2 separate regions of the Homo sapiens genome follow, and region 2 is linked to region 1. The links are chromatin loops, found by intact Hi-C in ENCODE. Cell type or tissue: heart right ventricle. All regions are shown on one strand. Links, peaks and the distances in the headings refer to the core of each region. The heading gives the core; the rest is flanking DNA.

The links. Peaks named below come from ENCODE experiments on the same cell type or tissue, not always from the same donor. Only the 100,000 strongest peaks of a DNase experiment are listed, where the experiment ranks them.
Region 2: a loop joins it to region 1, with 4 times the contacts of the local background. A loop is called at or near these places in 71 of 110 quality-filtered maps.

What each region holds. Positions count from the first base shown.
Region 1 is chr16:20,296,317-20,307,043 of GRCh38, forward strand. No RefSeq gene overlaps it. Among named protein-coding and RNA genes, the nearest start is that of GP2, 26 kb to the right of the region's middle. In heart right ventricle, for the core only: a CTCF peak has its summit at 4,336 (motif pointing left); a DNase peak (open chromatin) is centred at 4,304; H3K27me3 peaks cover 1,506 bases.
Region 2 is chr16:19,908,687-19,919,413 of GRCh38, forward strand. No RefSeq gene overlaps it. Among named protein-coding and RNA genes, the nearest start is that of GPRC5B, 29 kb to the left of the region's middle. In heart right ventricle, for the core only: no CTCF peak of the experiment used is centred there; no DNase peak of the experiment used is centred there; H3K27me3 peaks cover 601 bases.

The DNA of each region.
Region 1 (10,727 bases), core at 2,401-6,400:
TATGGAGTCCCTAGCTTCAAGTCCTGGCTGTGCCACTAATTCCATTAGTGAACATAACAGCTATGGATTGAGTTGGCTGCATATAAGCGGAAAACCCAAATAACAATGACTTATTCAAGAGATTTATTTTTGTTTCACGTGAGATAAAATGCAGAGGTAGGTGATCCAGGGTAATTGTGGTAGGTCCAAGATGTCAGCAATATTCCAGATTTTTAACTTTCTGGTCTACTGCCTTTAATTTGTGGCTTTCATCATCAAGACTGCCTCATAGGCATAGAATGGACAACTCTGACCTTTGTGCTTGAATTCTAGAAAAAGAAAGGGGGAAAAAGCAAAGGTTTAGACCAAGCTTGTCTAACCCATGGGCTGCATGCAGCCTGACAGCTTTGAATGTGGCCCATCACAAATTCATAAACTTTCTTAAAACATTATGAGATTTTTTTAGGATTGTTTTCTCTTAGCTCATTAGTTATTGTTAGTGTTAATGTATTTTACGTGTGGCCCAAGACAATTCTTCTTCCACTGTGGCCCAGGGAAGCCAAAAGATTGGACACTCTGGTTTAGACCTTCTTTTAAGGGGATTTTTCTGGAAGCCACACTTATATCTCCACTCTTACTTACATGTCATTAGCCAGAACTTAGTCCATGACCACCTTTCTCTCACAGGGAGGCTGGGAAATGTAGTTTTTCTAATTGAGCATATGACCACCACCAACAAAATTTGGGTTCTGATTATAAGTATCTATTCTTTACTACTAGTTAGAATGAAGAAGAGAATGGCTGTTGCTAATTCTAACTACTAGTAACAAGTAGTTCCTACCACAATGACCCTGGGCAAGTGTCTTCCACTTTTGGGCTCTATCTCTCCCAATGTAAAATAAAGTTGGTCTTAATGATCAAAGAGATCCTATCCAACTATAAGGCAGTTCGATTCCATGGTTCTGTCCCTAAATATGTTTATCAGTGATGCTCAGTGGAAAGGAAAACAACCTGGGTATTGTCCTCATGCAGTACCCCTAGTGTGCTCAGCCTGATGAGATGTCAGAACATATCCTGTACTTGTCTGTCTATTCATCCATCTACCTGTTAAAAATACATTTTTTTTGAGATGGAGTTTCACTTTTGTTGCCCAAGCTGGAGGGCAATGGCATGATCTCGGCTCACTGCAACTTCTGCCTCCTGGGTTCAAGCGATTCTCTTGTCTCAGCTTGTGGGTAGCTGGGATTACAGGCGCCCACTACCACGCCTGGCTATTTTTTTTTTGTATTTTTAGTAGAGACAGGGTTTCACCATGTTGGCCAGGCTGGTCTCAAACTCCTGACTTCAGGTGATCCACCTGCCTCCACCTCCCAAAGTGCTGGGAATATAGGCATGAGCCACCGCACCAGGCCCCTGTTAAAAATATTTCTGAGTACTACTACCTGATAAGTACTAAGGATACAGCTGTGAGTTTAAGCAGACATTGTCCCTGCTCTCCCTGTCCTCTTAGCAGTTTAGTAGGTAAGACAGATATAAACAAATAATGATGCAAATGTTCAACAAAGTGCTATAATGAATGTTGATGTACTACACAAGCGTTATAAAGAAAATGTATGTTGGGGGGTGTAATTTAGGTGGGGTGGAAAAGAAGATTTTCCCAAGAATTTATTTTGAAGCTGACACCTGAAGGAGGGGTCAGACATGCAAAGAGTCAGAGAAAGTGCACTCTAGGCAGAGAGAACAGCAAGTTCAGACACAGGCCCTGAGGCAGGAAAGAGCTGGGCTCATTCTAGGAAATGAAGGATGGCCAGGGTGTCCAGACATCATCAGTGAGGGGGAGGCTGATATGTAATGAGGCTGGAGTAGTCAGTGGATACCACAGCTTGCAGGGCCATGTAAGCTCTGGGAGGGAAATTTGATTTTATTCTAAGGGTAGTGGGAAGGCATTGGCGTGTTTCAGGCAGAGGTGGGGGCAAGGGTGACATGATGAGATGTGCATCTTCACAAAGATTTCTCTAGATGCTGAATAGGACCTGAACAGGTTTGGATGGGGGTGGTAGTGAGCAGTGGTCACATTGAGAGTTGTATGGGTTTCACCCATCCATTCACTCATCCATCAACCTATTCATCCACCCATCCATCTTTTCATCCATTTATCTTTTCACCCATCCACCCATCCATCCATCCACCCACTCATCCATCCATTGAACCATCCACCTATCCATCCATCCATCCATCCATCTGTCCGTCCATCTGTCCATCCATCCGTCCATCCATCCATCCATCCATCCATCCATCCATCCATCCATCCGTCTGTCCGTCCATCTGTCCATCTGTCCATCCATCCATCCATCCATCTATTCATCCGTCAATCTACCCATTCATTCATTCAACCATTCACCTATCCATCTATCCATCTACCCATTCATCCTTTCATCCATCCATCCAACCATCATCCACCTACCCATTCAACAAACATTCATAAAGCATCTTTAACTGCCAGCTTCTCCACTACATGTGTTGGGTGAATAAGATGGTTCATTTTCTCAAGGAGTTTACCAGTTAGAAAGGTAGAGAGACACACATAAACAAACCATCATGGTTGAGTGCAGGTCCTAACAGCAGTAAGCTCTAAGAAGGGTGGGAAGAGATTCTTAGCAGTGGTGAACTGTTTGCCTAGTGCCAATGGCAGGTGAAAAGCCACCATGTGATTCACCGCTCTGGCTGCCAAGAGTGAGGACTTTTCTGGGTCACAGGGAAATAAACACATTTTAGGGCAACAGCAAGACAAGGGGAAGTAACAGCCTTGGAATTTAGCTTGGGGTTAAACAAAAAAATCTTGGGAGATGCTAGGATGTAGACACATCCAGAATGGATGGAATTATCCCATGAATCTATTCTATGGTGTCCTCAGCATGAGTTTGAAGATTCCTTGTTGGCATCTCATTGATTTATTGGCTGGATTCTGGCAGCTGTTGGTGAGAGCAAGATTGACTGCTCCAGGCATGAAACAAACCATAGAGGAACAAGTTCAAACTCTTTTCAGCTGTATGCAAACAACTTAACCTCTCTGAGCCTTAGCTGCTTCAACTCTAAAATGGTAAATAGCATTGAGCTTGAGAAACCCTGGAATAAGATGGCTGAAGCCTAAGTTCAGTAACTGGTTCATTGTTAGTGGACCTGAGAAACTGACAGGATAGATGCAGCTAGGGTTGAAAAGGCACATAATATAATGGTTAACGGTGTGGACAGTGGAACCTTGCCTCCTAGATTCAAATCTTCCAATTTTCTCTTCTTTCTGTTCCACTTGCATCTGTAAACCATGTGCCCAGTCATGGCCCCACAGCTGGGCAACGCCATTATGTACTCCTTTGACCACGGCTCCAAGACCTTCAGAGCATCTTGTGAGGCTCTTCTCTCCAGCAGATGAAGGGTTATTATCCTCCCTTAGATTTGGTAACTGAGGCCCAAAGGAATCAAGAACTTTGGCCAAGCACGAGTCCCCATTTTACAAAGGGAGAAACAGCCTCAGAGAGTTTCAGTAATGAATGCAAGTCCACAATGCTAGTAAGTGAATGAGCTGGGATTTGAACCCAGACCTATCTAGCTCCAGAATCCTTCTTTCATGGAGTTCAAGTCTACCAGAAGGAGGGGAGGAATTGAAACAGATGATAGATAAGTAGATGAGTAAGTAAGTCTAACGATTATAAAAATAATTATAAGATCTGCGAAGAAAGTAAACTGGCTGGTGTGATAGAGAGGAAATGGGAGAAGAGCAATCTTTTTCAATCGGGAGATCAGGGAAAGACTCCCAGAAGGGAGGTAATAAACCCTAAAACCATTCTTGGTAATGCATGTAGTGCATGCAGTATGATATTTGGCACCTAGAAAGTTCCAATAATTGGTAGTCATTATTAAGGAAAGTGAAATGCTTTCTCAAAGATAATTGTAAAATCAAAGGGATAGTGTGTGTTTTGTCCTACTTCCAACATCTAGAGCCTTTCTCTCATGGAATAGGAGGGAGGAGAAAACTGAGGGCAGTGATAGGCTTGGCAAACAGGGGCCTTGGCCGGCTCAAAGCTTCAGCACCTGGGGCCAGCTGCCTCATTCAGTGCTTGGCAACGCCCCCGCAGAGTGGAGAATGCCAAGAGGGTAAGTGTCATCTCCGCTCTCCACGCAGTAGCTGTGTGACCTTGGGCAAGTCACATCTCCTGTCTGGGCATCTGTTTGTTCATCTGTAAAATGAAGGTTTCGGTCTAGATGGGTTTTTCAGATCCCTTCCAGCTCTAATTCTGTGTCATCTGAACTCTGACCAACGCCTCCCTCCTTCCGCGGACGTGTTCCCACAGTGCCCTCTATTGGCTGTTTAGTAGAGAGCAGGTACCACACATGCAGCTCCGGGGACCGGGAGAAATGGGAACTGCCAGCTGCCCTTCTTCTGTGAGGGATTTAGAACCCTTGGGGCACATCAGGATCCGCACACAGGATAAGAGTTAGGCAGTCTGACTTCCTAGAGTCACAGAATTTTGGAAAGGGAGACTTAAAGACTATTTATTGCAACAACAGCAGTATTAGCTAACATTTGTTTAGGGCTAACCATTTACTGAACATGGGCTTGATACTGTGCATAAAGTCATGAGTATAACAGGCACAGGGCCGTCCTGAGGGTAGTAACGTGTACACGGAGACCCAAAGAGTGAGGACTTGCCCATGTGAAGATCAGCTGGAAAGACTGTAACAGCCAAGAGAATAGCATGTGCAAAGGTCCTGGAGGAGAAAAAGACAAGGGTGTGTTTGGAACCAAAGGAAGTAGAGTCAATTGTTACTAGATACTGGAGGCTAAAGAATCTTGGAATGTGAAAACCATGATGACTGGTGGAGTTACAATCACTTTGTAAAACTGCTTAGCAGTATTTACCAAAGCTGAATATATACACTTCAGGAAGATGAGCTTATGCGCTCACCAAAAAGGCATAAATAAGAAAGCAGCATGCTTACCAGTAGCTGAAAGCTGGAAATAGCCCACATGTCCATCAACAGTAGAATGGATCAATAAATTAGGCTTTATTCTTCCAATAGAATCATGTCAGCAATCAGAATGAGATCCAAGTATAATTAAACTCAACAATATGGATCAGGTTCACAAAGAGAATGTTGCACATGTTAGTAAGAAACTGAGTTCAAATGATATATATTCCTTTTATATAAAGTTCAAAACCACCGTATGGTGCTAGAAGTCAGGATAGCGGTTGCCTTTGGGAGATGTAGGAACTGGAGGGGCAAGAGGGGGCTTCTGGGAGCAGCCACTGTTGTATTTCATGAACGGGGTGATGGTTACACAGGAGCGTTCATTTTGTTAAAATTCATCAAGCTGTACTTGTGATGTATGTGCATGATCTGTATATTATATGCCAATAAAATATAGTAAAAGCATTATGTGGTTACCAGGTCACATCCACTTGTTCATCACAGTCTCATTTACTGTCACCACCAGTAGGAGCAACACAGACAGGAATATTTTGAGACCAAGATTCTAAGTGCTACTTTTCCGCCTGAGGAGCTCCAAGTAGAGGGTAACTCTTGACAAGATAGGCCAGTTCCTCGGAGTCCTTGAAGAGTGGAGAATGACTGGACAAGGAGCTGGCTCACTGGGCTCTTTAGAAAGAGCCAGAAAGAATCAAGGAAGGGAAAGTTTTCACTCCCAAGGCATCTCAGAGTCTGAATCAGCTTCCTGCTTAGCATTTCAGTACCAGAGAGGCACTCTCCCAGGTTCTGAATTTGCTGGAGGGTTCTGAGGCCAAGTTTAGCAGTGGGGATTTGTCTTGAGACTGCCTCAGGCTGGGTAAAAGAGGGCGGTTTTAGGGCCAGAAGGTTTGACATCCATACCTTGTCAACAGCGAAGTCACAGGTCGTCAAGTATAACAGAGGAGGTATCATTATCTTAATTTACAGATGACCTGAGGGAAGTTAAGTGCAGTTCTTGAACTGCTCACATCAGCAGAAGTCAGGCTGAAATATGAATTTCTTGATTCCTGGTTCAGTGCACTCTGAGTGTCAGTTTCCTCGTGGACACAAAGAGGGAGTTGAATTAGATCATCTGTAAAGCTCCTCTGTGTGTCCCAGGTCCAGTGACTCTTCTGAGTTCTTGCTGAAGATAAAAGGACCTTAACAATTTCTCAGGAAGAATGGATGCAGTATCATTTACCCTTGCCTGCGTTAACTAGCAGCTGTCAGCACATGCATACACAAAGATGTGCACATATGGGCACATATGTACACACAGGCACATGTGCACACTCATGCACACATGCATACACACATACACACTATGCACGTTTGTATGCTGTCATGCACAGGCACACATATGTACACAAACATCTTGCCACAGTTCTGAGGTAGTTTTTTTTATTGTTGTTTTTCTTTTTTCTTTCTTTTTTTTTTTTCTGAGGCAGAGTCTTACTCTGTCGCCCAGGGTGGAATGCAGTGGCGCGATCTCAGCTCACTGCAACCTCCACCTCCTGGGTTCAAGCAATTCTCCTGCCTCAGCCTCTCTATACTAGCCGAGATTACAGGTGCCTGCCACCTTGCCTGGCTAATTTTTGTATTTTAGTACAGACGGGGTTTTACCATATTGGCCAGGCTGGTCTCGAGCTCCTGACCTCAAGCTGTCCACCCTCCTTGGCCTCCCAAAGTGCTGGGATTACAGATGTGAGCCACCGCACCCAGCCTGAGGTAGATTTTATATTTGTCATTGCCCAGCATCAAGCGTCAGGCAGGGAGGCAGAAAGAGCACCTGTATTACATTTAAGCGAATCCAAGTTTGAATCTTGCATTCTGTCACTTCCTAACTGTGCAACCTAGAGCAAGTTCCCTAATGTTTGTCTCTTCCTTCCTTATCTGTGATTTGAAGTGCTGACTCATCTGTAGGCACTAAATAAATGGCAGGCAGGTGTTATCTGTATGGTGTCAAGGAGTTCCTTAAACCTCTCTGAGCATGTTTCTTCCTCTGTAAAATGGAATAACAGCCCCAATATCAAAGGGAGAGGCTGAAGCAAAGTATATGACGTAAAGAGTTTATTTGAGCCAGGATAAGGAAGATTCAGACATCAGTCACCTTGGATATGAGCTCCACTTGGCCTTTATTACAGGCAGATTTTTAAAGGCAAAAAAGGAGGGGGACAAGGATTGGACTGATACAAAGTTCTGCCGCGGATTCTCATTGATTTACAGAAATAACATTGATTAGTGATTGGCTACCCATTGTTAAGCCTTAGAGTGTGGGATGTTGTGTCCAGTGAGGTGTTATTAGGTTAATTCATAGCTACTTGTGGCAATAGCAGGCAGTTTTGACAGATGAATACATAGCTCTAAAGAGGGAGAATAAGATGTGATTGCCGTTTGAATGCTTCTCTGGGCCTAATAATTTGAAAGAGCCCACATTCCTCGATAAAAGTTCTTTTCTTTCCTTGGGATTAAGTTAGATGATAAATTTACAATGTTTAGCATGCCGATTTATATGTATTAAGTATTCATAAAGTGTTATTCCATGTGCTGAGCGAGGGGAACACCCTCCCACGTGCTCCCATGAGCCCTATTTCTGGCAGATGTAAAGATTTTTTTTAAATGGCTTTTTTTGGCCACATCTAGGAAGTAAGAGGGAAAATAAAGAGAAGTGAGAAACAGCTTAGTCCATGAAAATGGTAATAATGGTAGTAATGATGGTGATGAGAATGCTGCAGTTTTCTTCTGTATGATTTTTTTTTTTTTGAGACAGAGTCTCACTCTTGTCACCCGGGCTGGAGTGCAATGGCACTATCTCAGCTCACTGCAACCTTCACCTCCCGGGTTCAAGTGATTCTCCTGCCTTAGCCTCCGGAGTAGCTGGGATTACAGCCACGCACCACCACTCCTGGTTAATTTTTATATTTATAGTAGAGATGGGGATTCACCATGTTGGCCAGGCTGGTCTCGAACTCCTGACCAGGTGTCAGGTGATCCACCTGCCTCAGACTCCCGAAGCATTGGGATTACAGGCATGAGCCAGTACGATGTGTTTTTTTGTTTGTTTGTTTGTTTTTTTATACTTTAAGTTCTAGGGTACATGTGCACAATGTGCAGGTTTGTTACATATGTATACATGCGCCATGTTGGTGTGCTGTACCCATTAACTCGTCATTTACATTAGGTGTATCTCCTAATGCTATCCCTCCCCCCTCCCCCCACCCCATGACAGGCCCCAGTGTGTGATGTTTCCCTTCCTGTGTCCAAATGTTCTCATTGTTCAATTCCCATCTATGAGTGAGAACATGCGGTGTTTGGTTTTTTGTCCTTGCGATAGTTTGCTGAGAATGATGGTTTCCAGCTTCATCCATGTCCCTACAAAGGACCTGAACTCATCTTTTTTATGGCTGCATAGTATTCCATGGTGTATATGTGCCACATTTTCTTAATCCAGTCTATCATTGATGGACATTTGGGTTAGTTCCAAGTCTTTGCTATTGTGAATAGTGCCACAATAAACATACGTGTGCATGTGTCTTTATAGCAGCATGATTTATAATCCTTTGGGTATATACCCAGTAATGGGATGGCTGGGTCAAATGGTATTTCTAGTTCTAGATCCTTGAGGAATCACCACACTGTCTTCCACAATGGTTGAACTAGCTTTTATGCATTGCAAAGTGACTACACAAAGTGACCTATCCCTTGTCTCCTTTATCTCTCTAGCAACCCTCCAGTTATTAGGGCAGCTACTACTCTCATCTTCCATATAAGAAGTGGGAACACTTTCATGGATGTTCTGGGACTCACAGTCCAAGTCCTGGTTCTTAGAGAGTTGGATCCAGATCCTGTGTCTTGTAGGTATATAGGTATATGTTTATGCATTGAAATGAAATATGTACAACTAGGTCCTTCCCCGTCTCCCCTATAAAGCCTATAAAGTCTTCTATGAAACAAAGTTAATTCCATTCTCAGACAGAGGCTCCCAGAATCCAGTGTTTTGGTTGGTCTCCGCTACAAATGCTTTTTCTGATATTTGTGTGTTTGCAAGTCCCTCTCTGAGACTTTCTAAAATTTGATTGTTAATTGGCTGTTATATGCATGAAGTTCTGGACTTGGTGTCCCAAGCTCTTTATAGATTTACTTTTTTTCTCCCCCTCCTGCCATTAAATAATCACCCTTGAGCTTCTCTCAACTTACTCTCCATCAATAACCATTGTATTCGTTCCATTACAGCCCTCCTAAATACAAAACAATGACGACAACAACAAACCATTCAAACTTCCAACCAACTTCCCCTGAAGGCACAGAAGGTGAGACCTAAGGGAAAAGAAATCCACCCTCTTTAACATCAGCTAACAGCATAGGAGTAAATGCCTGGTACAGAGCCCAGAATTCCTATTTCACATTCTGATTTGGCACTTTCACCATAATGGGAAAATCTCCTCTACTTTTCCTGTGAAGCTGTTTCTTCTCCTTCTGGAAGATAACAGCAGGATGATAGAGGAGGTCAAAGGATAAAGAGAAAGGATGCAGCCTATTTCTTCATTTATTTGACCAATAATGTTTGAAAATGATGAAGTCCTTGTCCTCAAGAAACTAACAGCCTGGGGTGAAGGGTGCAGGTGGGACAGATGTAAAAACAATTTCAGATGCAGACGCTACATGTGATTATCAAAGTCTGTAGAGTGGCTCATGCCTGTAATCCCAGCACTTTAGGAGGCTAAGGCAGGCAGATCACCTGAGGTCAGGAGTTCGAGACCAGCCTGGCCAACATGGTAAAACCCCATCTTTACTAAAAATACAAAAAAATAGCCAGGCGTGGTGGCAGTCACCTGTAATCCCAGCTACTCGGGAGGCTGAGGCAGGAGAATCACTTGAACCGGAGAGGCAGAGGTTGTGGTGAGCTGAGATCGCGCCACTGCACTCCAGCCTGGGCAACAAGAGTGAGACTTCATCTCAAAAAAAAAAAAAAAAAAAAAAAAGTCTGTAAAGAAGAGGTCATAAAGTAGGGTAGTAGTTTTTTAAAATATATATCTTCCTTTTCTCTACTTATCATGCTCATGCTTTTCTCTACTTTCTTGAAAAAAATGGAATGTATTTTTTAAACTGTGTTGACTTTCTGGTCTGCTGATTATATTATTTGTCGTTTGTGGGTCTATTTTCTATTGATTGATTTGCCTACTCTACACTGGACAGGGGGATCCAGGAAGCCTTCATAGGAGAAATAACCCCAATAAGGGGAAGTGTCCTCCAGGCAGCAAAACAGCACACGAGAGTAGGGTAGAGTGCAATAGAACAGCTCAGGGAGCCTGAGAAATTCCGTGGCACTGGAAGCTGGGTTATGAAGGGGATATGTTTAAGGGCTAAGTCTGGAGAGGCAGGCAATGGCTCAGATGGTGAAGAATGTGATCTGTCAGGTAAGCAGGCAGAACTCATCCTATAGAAGGTAAAGAGCCTCTGGAGCGATCTAAAGGAGAAAGTGTCTTTTGTTTTAAATGCTCACTAGCTGCAGAGTAGAGAATGGATTGAGAGAGGTGAGCCTGAAGAAAGGCCACTTAAGAAGCTATTATGGTGGTTAAGGTGAGAGATGAAAGTAGCCCGGAAAAGATCAGATTCAATGGGGTTGAAGAAAAGTGGATGAATTTGATAGACTTTTAGAAGGGAGAATCTAATATGATAGAAAATATGAGGGTGATTTCTGGCCCTTCACAGGAGAAAGAGGCTGAAAGAGAGGAACGGAGTGA
Region 2 (10,727 bases), core at 4,519-8,518, 390 kb before region 1:
GGAGTTCAAGACTAGTGTGGCCAACATGGTGAAACCCTGTCTCTATCAAAAAGTAAAAAAAATTAGGCAGGTGTGGTGGCATGTGCCTGTAGTCTCAGCTATTTGGGAGGCTGAGACGTGAGGATGGATTGAGCCCAGGAGATGGAGGTTGCAGTGAGCTATGATCATACCACTGCACTCCAGCCTGGGTGACAGAGTGAGACCCTGTCTCCAAAAAAAATAAAAAAGAAGAAAAAAAAAAGATAAATGAGAGGGTAATAATACATGTGTGTAGATCCTAAATGTTGGCTAGTGTTGTAGGTAAGGCTTTTATTCTCACCTCTCAAGATCTGTGTTGGAGGAAAAAAATGACCTGAACTTTGGGAAATTAGGTACACTTGGTCTCAGAGCCCACTTCATAGCTGTATGATCTTAACCTCTCTGAACCTCAGTTTCTTCCTCTGTAAAATGGGTCTAATAATATCATGGATTAAATGAGATAATCCAGGTAAAGATCCAGCTCAGTTCTTGGCCTATGATGAATATTCACTATATGTTAATACTAGTTGGGATGGGGAGGGGAGGGTAGCTAAGGTCAGAATGGTGGGACGGTTGGGGCTCAGAAATATAGAAATGAGGGCAAACACTCACTTCTCAGGGTGGGCAAGGGAAGGCTGAGAATGTGGCTTTATTATTATTACTGTTATTTATTTATTTTTTTTGAGATGGAGCCTTGCTCTGTCACCCAGGCTGGAGTGGAGTGGTGTGATCTCAGCTCACTGCAACCTCTGCCTCCCGGGTTCAAGTGATTCTCCTGCCTCAGCCTCTCCAGTCGCTGGGATTACAGGCATGTGCCACCACGCCTGGCTAATTTTTTATATTTTTAGTAGAGATAGGGTTTCACCATGTTGGCCAGGCTGGTCTTGAACTCCTGACCTCAAGTGATCCACCCGCCTCAGCCTCCCAAAGTGCTGGGATTATGGGCGTGAGCCACCACGCCTGGCCTGGATTGATTATTTATTTAATTTAGAGACGGAGTCTCCCTGTGTTGGCTAGGGTGGTCTCGAACACCTTACCTCAAACAATCCTCTAAAAGTGCTGGGATTACAGGTGTGAGCCACCACTTCCGGCCAACTCTTGACTTTAAACTAGAAGTAAAGATAAAATAATAACCATAGCAGCTACTATTTCTTAAATACATACATTATTTCCATTATTTCTCACAATTGTCTAAGAGGTGAGAATCTTTATTATCCCCATTTTACAGCAGGGGTGACTGAGGCTCAGAAAGATCAGTCACTTGCCTAAGGTCACATAGCTGATAAGTGGCAGAACCTGAACTTGAACTTTTGGATGCCAAAGCCATCATTCAGTGCTGCTGCTGTGCCATAATGTTCTCTAGTTTTCCTGGGAATCAGTTTCCCTAATCAGCACTAATGAGGGCTCTAGAGATGATGAAATCTACAGGGACTTATTTCGTAATGCAGATTTCTTGTCCTCAACTCTCAGTGATAATCTCCAATTCTTCCAGTTCCCCTGCCTCCAGGGGAGAAGGGAGCCAGTCTTTTTTTTTTTTTTTTTTTTTTTGGAGACAGTGTCTCCCTCTGTGGCCCAGGCTGGAGTGCAGTGGTATGATCTTGGCTCACTGCAACCTCTGCTTCCTGGGTTCAAGGGATTCTCCCACCTCAGCCTCCTGAGTAGCAGGGATTACAGGCATGGGCCACCACAGGCTGGCTAATTTTTGTATTTTTACTAGAGACAGGGTTTCACCATATTTGTCAGGCTGGTCTTGAACTCCGACCTCAGGTGATCTGCCCGCCTCGGCCTCCCAAAGTGCTGGGATTACAGGTGTGAGCCGCCATGCCTAGACTTTGTTTTAAAACAGTTAATCTTTTAAAATTGTTTTTACTTTTTATGATGGTAATTTCCACAATCATATGTAGTATGTGTAGATTCAACATCGCCCAGATTTAGTAGATATCAATCTTTGCAATCTCATTTCATCTATCCCCACAGCCCAGATTCAAAATTTTTTCTTAAGAGGGATTTCTCAAAATTTAACTTAAATATTTTTTAAAGTCAAAATCGACCCCACTCCTCTCTTCACACTTAGTCTGTTTTTTTTTTTCTGAGAATATTCAAAGTAAAATTTTAGGCATTACATCATTTTATGTCCTGGAATTTTTTTTTCTTTTTTTCTTTTTGAGAGGGTCTTGCTCTGTCATCCGGGCTGGAGTACAGTGGCATGATCACAGCCCACTGCAGCCTTGAACTCCTGGGCCCAAGCAATCCTCCCACCTCAGCTTCTCGAGTAGCTGGGACTATGAGCACGTGCCACCACACCCAACTAATTTTGTTTTAATTTTTGTAGAGACAGGGTCTCACTGTGTTACCCAGGCTGGTCTCAAATTCCTAGGCTCAAGAGGTCCTCCTGACCTCCCAAAGTGCTAGTATTATAAGCATGAGCCACCATGCCCAGCCTATCGCAGGGATCTTTTAAAGTTGTTCTATGCACTCATACTGTGTTGGGAATACTTATACCAATAAAAAATGTGTTCCATTGCAAGTAAGAGAAGACTCAAATAATAGGAGCTTAAACAATCAAGGCATTTAGCTAATGGGAAGTTTGGAAGTAGAGGGTCAGAGGTTGGGGCAGTGACTCAGTGACTGCGAGGCACTGGGGTGCTATCTCTGTGAAGCCTTGGTTTTTACCTCATGTTTGTAAGATGGCTGCCAAAGCTCCAAGCTTCACATCACGACACAACAGTGTTCAAAAGAGAAAGGGTGGGAAAAGGGAGCAATAACAAACCTCTTCCCCAAGTGGTTCTTAACAGCATGAAGTCTGGGGGATGCCAGGCCTTATAGCAGGGGTTCTTAAACTTAAGTGTGTGTCAGAATCACCAGGGGAGCCTGACATTGGTGGCTGATGCCTGTAATCCCAGCACTTTGGGATGCCCCGGCCGGGGGGATTGCCTGAGCCCAGGAGTTTGAGACCAGCCTGGGCAACATATGGAGATCCTATCTCTACAAAAAAAAAACCCAAAATTAGCCAGCCATGGTGGTTCGAGCCTGTAGTCCCAGCTACTCAGGAGACTGAGGTGGGAGGATCACTTGAACCCAGGAGGTTGAGGCTGCAGTGAGCTGTGATTGCACCACTGCATTCCAGCCTGGGTGACAGAGCCAGACCTTGTATCCAAAAAAAAAAGAAAAAAAAAAAAACACCAAAAAAATGAATCCCTTTGAAAGCTTTATAAATCAGTGCTAAGTCCCACCCCCAGAGTCTCTGAATCAGCAGGTTGAGGTAGGACAGAGGGAGAATCTGCATTTCAGACACGTTCCCAGTGAGCCTGATGCCGATGTGTGGGTCCCTGCACCACGCTCTGAGAAACACTGGCTGATAGCAGTAGGTCTCAGCCCTGGTTGCACATTAAAATCATCTGGGGGAACTTTAGAAAAAAATCCTGATATCCCAGCCACACAAGGGCCCCAGAACATCAGAATTTCTGCAGTTAGGATCCAGGCATTAAAAAAACTAAACCTCTTCCCCCCCACCTCCCCCACTTCCTTTCCCCGCTTCCCCGTGATCCCAGTGTGTAGGCAGGGCTGAGAACGGCTGTCTGAAAGCCTTAAACCCCGAGGTGGTTACCAAACACGCAGTCTTCAGCTCTACTCTGGAATCAGAATGGCTGGGGGCTTCAGATCTTGTGTTTTAAACAAGCATCCCCAGTGCACTGAAATTTGGGAATCACTCTCCAGCCACATGGTAGCTGCCATCCCATAAACCCCAGTGCGCTGGGGGAAATGACGTGAAAGTGATCCAAGCCATCTAATGATACAATTAGTAACAACAGCTAACATGCGCTGAGCCTTGCTGCAAGCTGGAACATTTAGATATCACATCTTCTAGCTCCCAGTATGAACACGAAAGAGGGGTGGAAGTGATTAGCCCCATTTGACAGATGGGATAACTGAGGCCCAGAGACATGAAATGACCTGCCTAAGGTCACTCTGTTGGTCAGTGGCAGAGCCAGGATTCGACCGAGTCTCTCAAGCTTTGAAGCCCACGTCTTTTGTGCCAGGCATGCTGCCTTTTGCTTCTTCTTTGAGGTCTTCTTTGGGAAAGGATGGGGTGAAAATTGGAGAGACTTGCAGGGGAAGTACAAATAATTCGATATCAATGAAGATGTAGCCTGGGTGGCCAGGCCATGGTGGTTGTCGAATCTACAATGAGCAAGATTCATGAGTGCGAGTCATCTTGCCTCTGCCTTCTGGAGCTGGCTCATTGGTATTAATGGATGAATGGGCCTCATTTGGGCAGTTGTAATTAACACGCTGACTACTGAGATGAGCTCAGCCCGAGTCACTCCTGAATGGCATAAAGCATTGCTCAACACGCGGCTCATCCATTACGTTGTTCTGGGTCCCAGGCTCAGGAGTGAGCCGGCCCCAGGCTCAGGGTGGTCAGCAGAAATGAAGGACTATTGGCATTTTCAAATCATCAGCTTAGTTTGAGCACTTAGCATTTCCCTGTCCGGCTTGGCATCGACGGCAGAAGCTTAATTAGTGGGGACCGAAGGAAGGAAGGCACTTAGGAAGTGAGATGAAGTTTGGGTTCATGTCCACACGAGCTGCTCAGAACTCAGTAATCGGGGCTTTGGATCAGACAGACTTGAGGTCAAATCCCTGTTCTGCCCCTTTTTTGGGGGAAATGACAAATGACCTCATCCCTCTGAGTGTCAGTTTCCTTTCCTGTAAAATGCGGATCATTATGGTGCCAGTTTCATTAGGTCATCATGATGGTGAAATAAAATAACAGGCAAACCCCTCAGCACCATCCCTGGCACCACGCCAAGTGCTTAATAAATGCTAGCTCTTATTAGTATTTACCTACACATTTATTTATTTATGAGAGGAACACAGCCCAAAAATATACACAACACTCACTGGGAAGAGGAATCATAAAAATAGGCTTAGAGGATCGATGGGGATGTAAAAGACGGTGGTTCCTGGAGTCTGAGTGTGAGCTTTATTCGAGTTCAGGGCGGTAAGCGTTTCTGCATCAGAGCCTGAGCTGATTGACTCCGAGAGCCTGAGCAAAGTAGAGAGCGTGTTTGAGGCTCTCGCCTGGCACCCGGGGGGTCTGTTTGCAATTTAGGGTGGCACTTTCCATTCTTAGGGTGGCACTTTCCATTCTGGGACCCTCCTTTCTAGTTTGCAGTTGAGGTTGGTAATCTGAAGACTGAATGTTTCCGTGGTTGCCTGGCACGGTGGGGAGGCCAAGAGAGGCTCTGGAAGAAATTCTGATGAGCCATCTGCTGTCCTCACCAAGAGCCACAATAGTAACACCTATCATTTTAAAAGATGTTTTATTTTGCATTATTATTATTTTACTTCTTATTTTTTTGTGATAGGGTCTTGCTATGTTGCCCAGGATGAACTCAAACTCCTGGGCTCCACCAAGCCTCCAGCTTCAGTCTTCTGAGCAGCTGGGACTACTGGCATGCCCCGTGACACTCAGCTATTGTTTTTTTGTTTTCTGTTTTGTTTTTTTTTTGTTTTGAGATGGAATCTTGCTCTTGCCCAGGCTGGAGTGCAGTGGCGAGATCTTGGTTCACTGCAACCTCTGCCTCCTGGGTTCAAGTGATTCTTGTGCCTCAGCCTCCTGAGTAGCTGGAATTACAGGCATGCATCACCATGCCTGGCTAATTTTTTTTTGTATTTTTAGTAGAGGTGGGGTTTCACCATGCAGGCTGGTCTCGAACTCCTGACCTCAAATGATCCGCCTGCCTCAGCCTCCCAAAGTGCTGGGATTACAGGCTTGAGCCACTGTGCCTGTCCCATACCCAACTTTTACGTTAAGCACTAACTATGACTAACTTTTAAGCACTAAGCCAGTGAATTTGCTCGAGCCTGGAGTTACAACCTTGACTCTTGACTAGGCCACAATCACGTAAGTCTTCATGGTCAATGTGTAGCGAATCAATAATACTGTGTGCTCAATATGTGTTAGGCGCTGTGCTAACCTCCTTATATGCATTATCTCATTTAATTCACATAAGAAATCTATTATTCAAATTCTTATTCAAATAAGAAATCATACAGGTATAATTCTTGTTTTACAGGTAAGGAAGTGGAGGCTCAGGTAAGTTAAAAGACTTACCTGAGGGCTCTCAGTTGTAAAAGGTGATGTTAGAATATGAACATGGGTCTGTTTGATGCCAAGGCTTCGCCCAGAGTGGAAGGCATGCAGCTGGGTTTGCTGATGTGCCTGCGAGCCTGGGTATTTCTCCTTCCCCTGGTTCCTCATCTTCTCCCATTGAATGTGCTCCAACCATGCTGGTCTCCTTTCAGTTCTGAGAACAGACCAACCTCCTTCTTTTTATTTCTTTAATTTATTTTTATTTTTGAATAAAATAAAAATTATTTTTAATTTTATTAAAATATAATTTTTTGAATATTTTAAATATTCAAATTCGAGATGGAATCTCGCTCGTTAAATATATATATATTTATTTATTATTTTATTTTATTTTGAGACGCAGTTTTGCTCTTCTTGCTCAGGATGGAGTGCAGTGGTGCAATCTCGGCTCACTGCAACCTCTGCCTCCCAGGTTCTAGTGATTCTCCTGCCTCAGCCTCCTGAGTAGCTGGGATTACAGGAGTGTGGCACCACACCCAGCTAAGTTTTTGTATTTTTAGTAGAGAGGGGGTTTCATCATGTTGGCCAGGCTGGTCTTGAACTCCTGACTTCAGGTGATCCACCTGCCTCGGCCTCACAAAGTGCAGAGATTACAGGCGTGAGCCACCGCGCCCGGCCCACTATATTTAAAATATTCAAAAATATTTTTAAATTTTATTTTTATTTTTGAATATTTTAAAATTTATTTTATTTTTTAATATTTTTATTTTTATTTTTGAAAAATTAGTCAGCCATGGTGGTATGTGCCTGTAGTCCCAGCTACTCAGGAGGCTGAGATGGGAGGATTACCTGAGCCCAGGAGGTCGAGGCTGCAGTGAGCCATGATTGCACCACTGCCCTCCAGCCTGGGCAACAGAGTATTTTTTAAATTTATTTTTATTTTTATTCACATACCACCGCGGCTGGCTATTATTTATTTATTTATTTTGGTATTTTTTGTAGAGACGGGATCTCTCTATGTTGCCCAGGCTGGTCTCAAACTCCTGGGCGTAAGCGATCCTTCTGCCTTGGCCTCCAAAAGTGCTGGGATTACAGGTGTGAACCGCTGTGCCCCGGCCCAACCTCCTTCTCTTGGATCCTTTGTATTTGCTATTCCCTCTGCCTGGAACCTGCTCCCCACAACACTTTCACTTAATTATCTCCCGTTTATTCTCCCAGTCCATAACAGGGGCTACGTATTACCTCTCAATCATAATTTCCCCTTTTTGGTAATAAAACCCTGGGCAACTCTTTAGAGCTCACATGCCCCAGCCTCTCTTCCAGCGTGCGATATTCACGTAACTAGTTTTGGGCCAATGAGATGGATGTGGAATATTTTGTGAAACTTATGGTCAGCTCCTTAAGTGGACTGGGGAGGCGTCCCTTATGTCTCTAATGTCCTTGTCCCATGTTGTTGTCTGTGAGGCAGATGTAGTGGCTGGAGCTCTGGCAACCATCTTGGACCATGAGACAACCTTGAGGATGAAAACCACATGCTAAGGGGTATGGAGCAGAAAGACAGAAGGAGGCTGGGGTCCTGATAACTGCTGGAACTCCCAAATCAGTCCTGGGCTGCCTACTTTCTGATTTCCTGTGGAACAAGCGAAAAAAGAAGCTCTGTTTCACTAAAGCTACTAAGTCCAGCCTCTGTTACTATCAACTAAATAAAATTCCTGACAAATACCAGGTCTTGGTTTAAATATAACTTTCTGGCTGGGTGTGGTGGCTCACACCTGTAATCCCAGTACTTTGGCAGACCAAGGAGGGTGGATCACTTGAGTCCAGGAGTTCAAGACCAGCCTGATAGACATGGCGAAACCCTGTCTCTACAAAAGACGCAAAAATTAGCCGGGCATGGTGGTGTGTGCCTGTGGTCCCAGCGACTTGAGAGGCTGAGGCAGGATTGCTTGAGCCTGGGAGGTCAATGCTGCAGTTAGCTGTGATCACACCACTGCCCTGGATCCTAGGCAATAGAATGAGACTCTGTATCAAATAAATAAATAAATAAATAAATAAATAAATAAATAAATAAATAAATGTATATAAATATCACTTTCTCTGAATGGCTTATGTGAAACTCAAAATAGATCTGTCTATTTGTTCTCTCTTTTAGCAACATGGTTCTTTTTTTTTAATTGCCCTGATTCCAATGAAAATAAATATATACTGCTTTGTTTAATTTATCTTCCCCGCTGAACTACTGGAAATATGGGCAGGGAAACTGTATATAGTTACCTAGGTTGTGCACTGCACAAATCCAGAGAATACCAGTTAAATAATAGCATATGTGAATGTCACGTTCTGAAATTGTGCAGTGTGCATCCTGTGAGGCTGTACGTGGCAGCCCTGTCTCTATGGTCGGGAGGGACTTTGCCCCTGAGGGTTATCAATGTACTCACAGCACTTAGCATAGTGCCTGGACCATGATCAGTTCTCAACAAATATCAGTTGCAGGATGAGTGCAGGAACAAAAATGACAGAAGTTTAAAGACGTCTTGGGCTGGATACCGAAGGCACAGAGATGGACAAGGCATGAGAATGTTGGCAACAAGACGTGGTCAATGCTCCAACCTGGAGAAGAACAAAGGGCTCTGGGAGCTCAGAGGGAGGGGTCTCCACTGCCATGAGAGCCAGAGGCTTTGTGCACAGAGGGAGCTTTCTCTTATTTGGTCTCAGTTTTCCATCTGTAAAGTGAGGACATTGGTGCGGAAAAGTGGTTTTGTGTAGCCTTTATTTTTTATTTTACATCTTGTTTGTTTTGAGCAAGGCAATGTTTGCATAGTAATAGAATTAAACAGTGGCTAGGCACGGTGGCTCAAGTCTGTAATCCCAGCACTTTGGGAGGCCGAGGCAGGTGGATCACCTGAGGTCAGGAGTTCGACCAGCCTGGCCAACTGAAGGAAACCCCATCTCTGCTAAAATATAAAAAAATTAGCCAGGTGTCAGGATGCGCGCCTGTGGTGCCAGCTGCTTGGGAGGCTGAGGCAGGAGAATAATTTAAACCTGGGAGGCAGAGGTTGCAGTGAGCTGAGATCACGCCACTGTATGCCAGCCTGGGTAACAGACTGAGACTCTGTCTCAAAAAAAAAAAAAAATCAAACAGTATAAAAAGGCATAAAGGCATAAGGAGAAAAGTGAGTTTACTTTTCATTTCTAACTCCCAGAACCTCACTCTCCTAATGCCCCCCAAGGACCAAAACTACTGGTTACCTTTGAAATCAGTTTTTGTGTGTGTGTGTGTGTGTGTGTGTGTGTGTGTGTGTGTGTGTGCATCTTTCCAGAGTTATCTGTAAAATACAAGTATATACCTGCTATATATTGAGTTTGACTATCCCTAAAATGGAAATTTATCCTTATTTATTTATTTATTTATTTATTTATTTATTTATTTTGAGATGGAGTCTCGCTCTGTTGCCCAGGCTGGAGAGCAGTGGCACGATCTCGGCTCACTGCAAGGTCCGCCTCCCGGGTTCAGGCCATTCTCCTACCTCAGCCTCCCAGTAGCTGGGATTACAGGCGCCTGGCACCACGCCCGGCTAATTTTTTGTATTTTTAGTAGAGATGGGGTTTCATCGTGTTAGCCAGGATGGTCTCAATCTCCTGACCTCGTGATCCACCCGCCACAGCCTCCCAAAGTGCTGGGATTACAGGCGTGAGCCACCGATCCCGGTCGGAAATTTATTCTTTAAAATTTTTTAATTATTTATTTTAGATCTGAACTTTGAACCAAGAAAATAATGACAACACTTTGGGAGGCCGAGGCGGGTGGATCACCTGAGGTCAGGAATTTGAGACCAGTCTGGCCAACATGGTGAAACCCCGTCTCTACTAAAAAGACAAAAAATTTAGCCGGGCGTGGTGGGGCGTGCCTGTAATCCTAGCTACTGGGGAAGCTGAGGCAGGAGAATTGCTTGAACCTGGGAGGCGGAGGTTGCAGTGAGCCGAGATCATGCCACTACACTCCAGCCTGGGCAACAGAGCGAGACTCTGCCTCAAGAAAAAACAAAACAAAACAAAACAATGATTATTACCAATTATTAAATGATCATTACTAAAATGACTTTGTCATTAATCATACACACAGTTTCACACTTTATTTTTATTATTATTATTTCATTTAATAAAATGTCTTGGTATTGTTTCATTGATCTGACTACTCCTTTTGTTTAAATGGTTGTCTCGTATTCCGCTGCGTGACTGTACTCTGATTGATTTAACTGGTCTCCTGTTGGGAAGTGGGTTGTTTCTGAATTTTTGCTACATCAGACAATGCTGCAGTGAATATCCTTGTACTTAAATATTTTCACACATGTGCAATCATCTCAGATGGTTAAATTCCTAGGAGTAGAATCGGTGGCTCAAAAATTAAAAGTGCTCGTAATTTATAGATACTGTCTAATTCCTGCATGGAGTCGTACCAATTTACCTTCTTACCAGCCTGTGTCCCCAAACCTTATCAGTGCATTACCAAACTTTCAGATGGGTTGGGTGTGTTGACTCATGCCTGTAATCCCAGTGCTTTGGAAGGCCAGGGCAGGAGGACTTTTGGAACCTAGGAGTTTGAGACGAG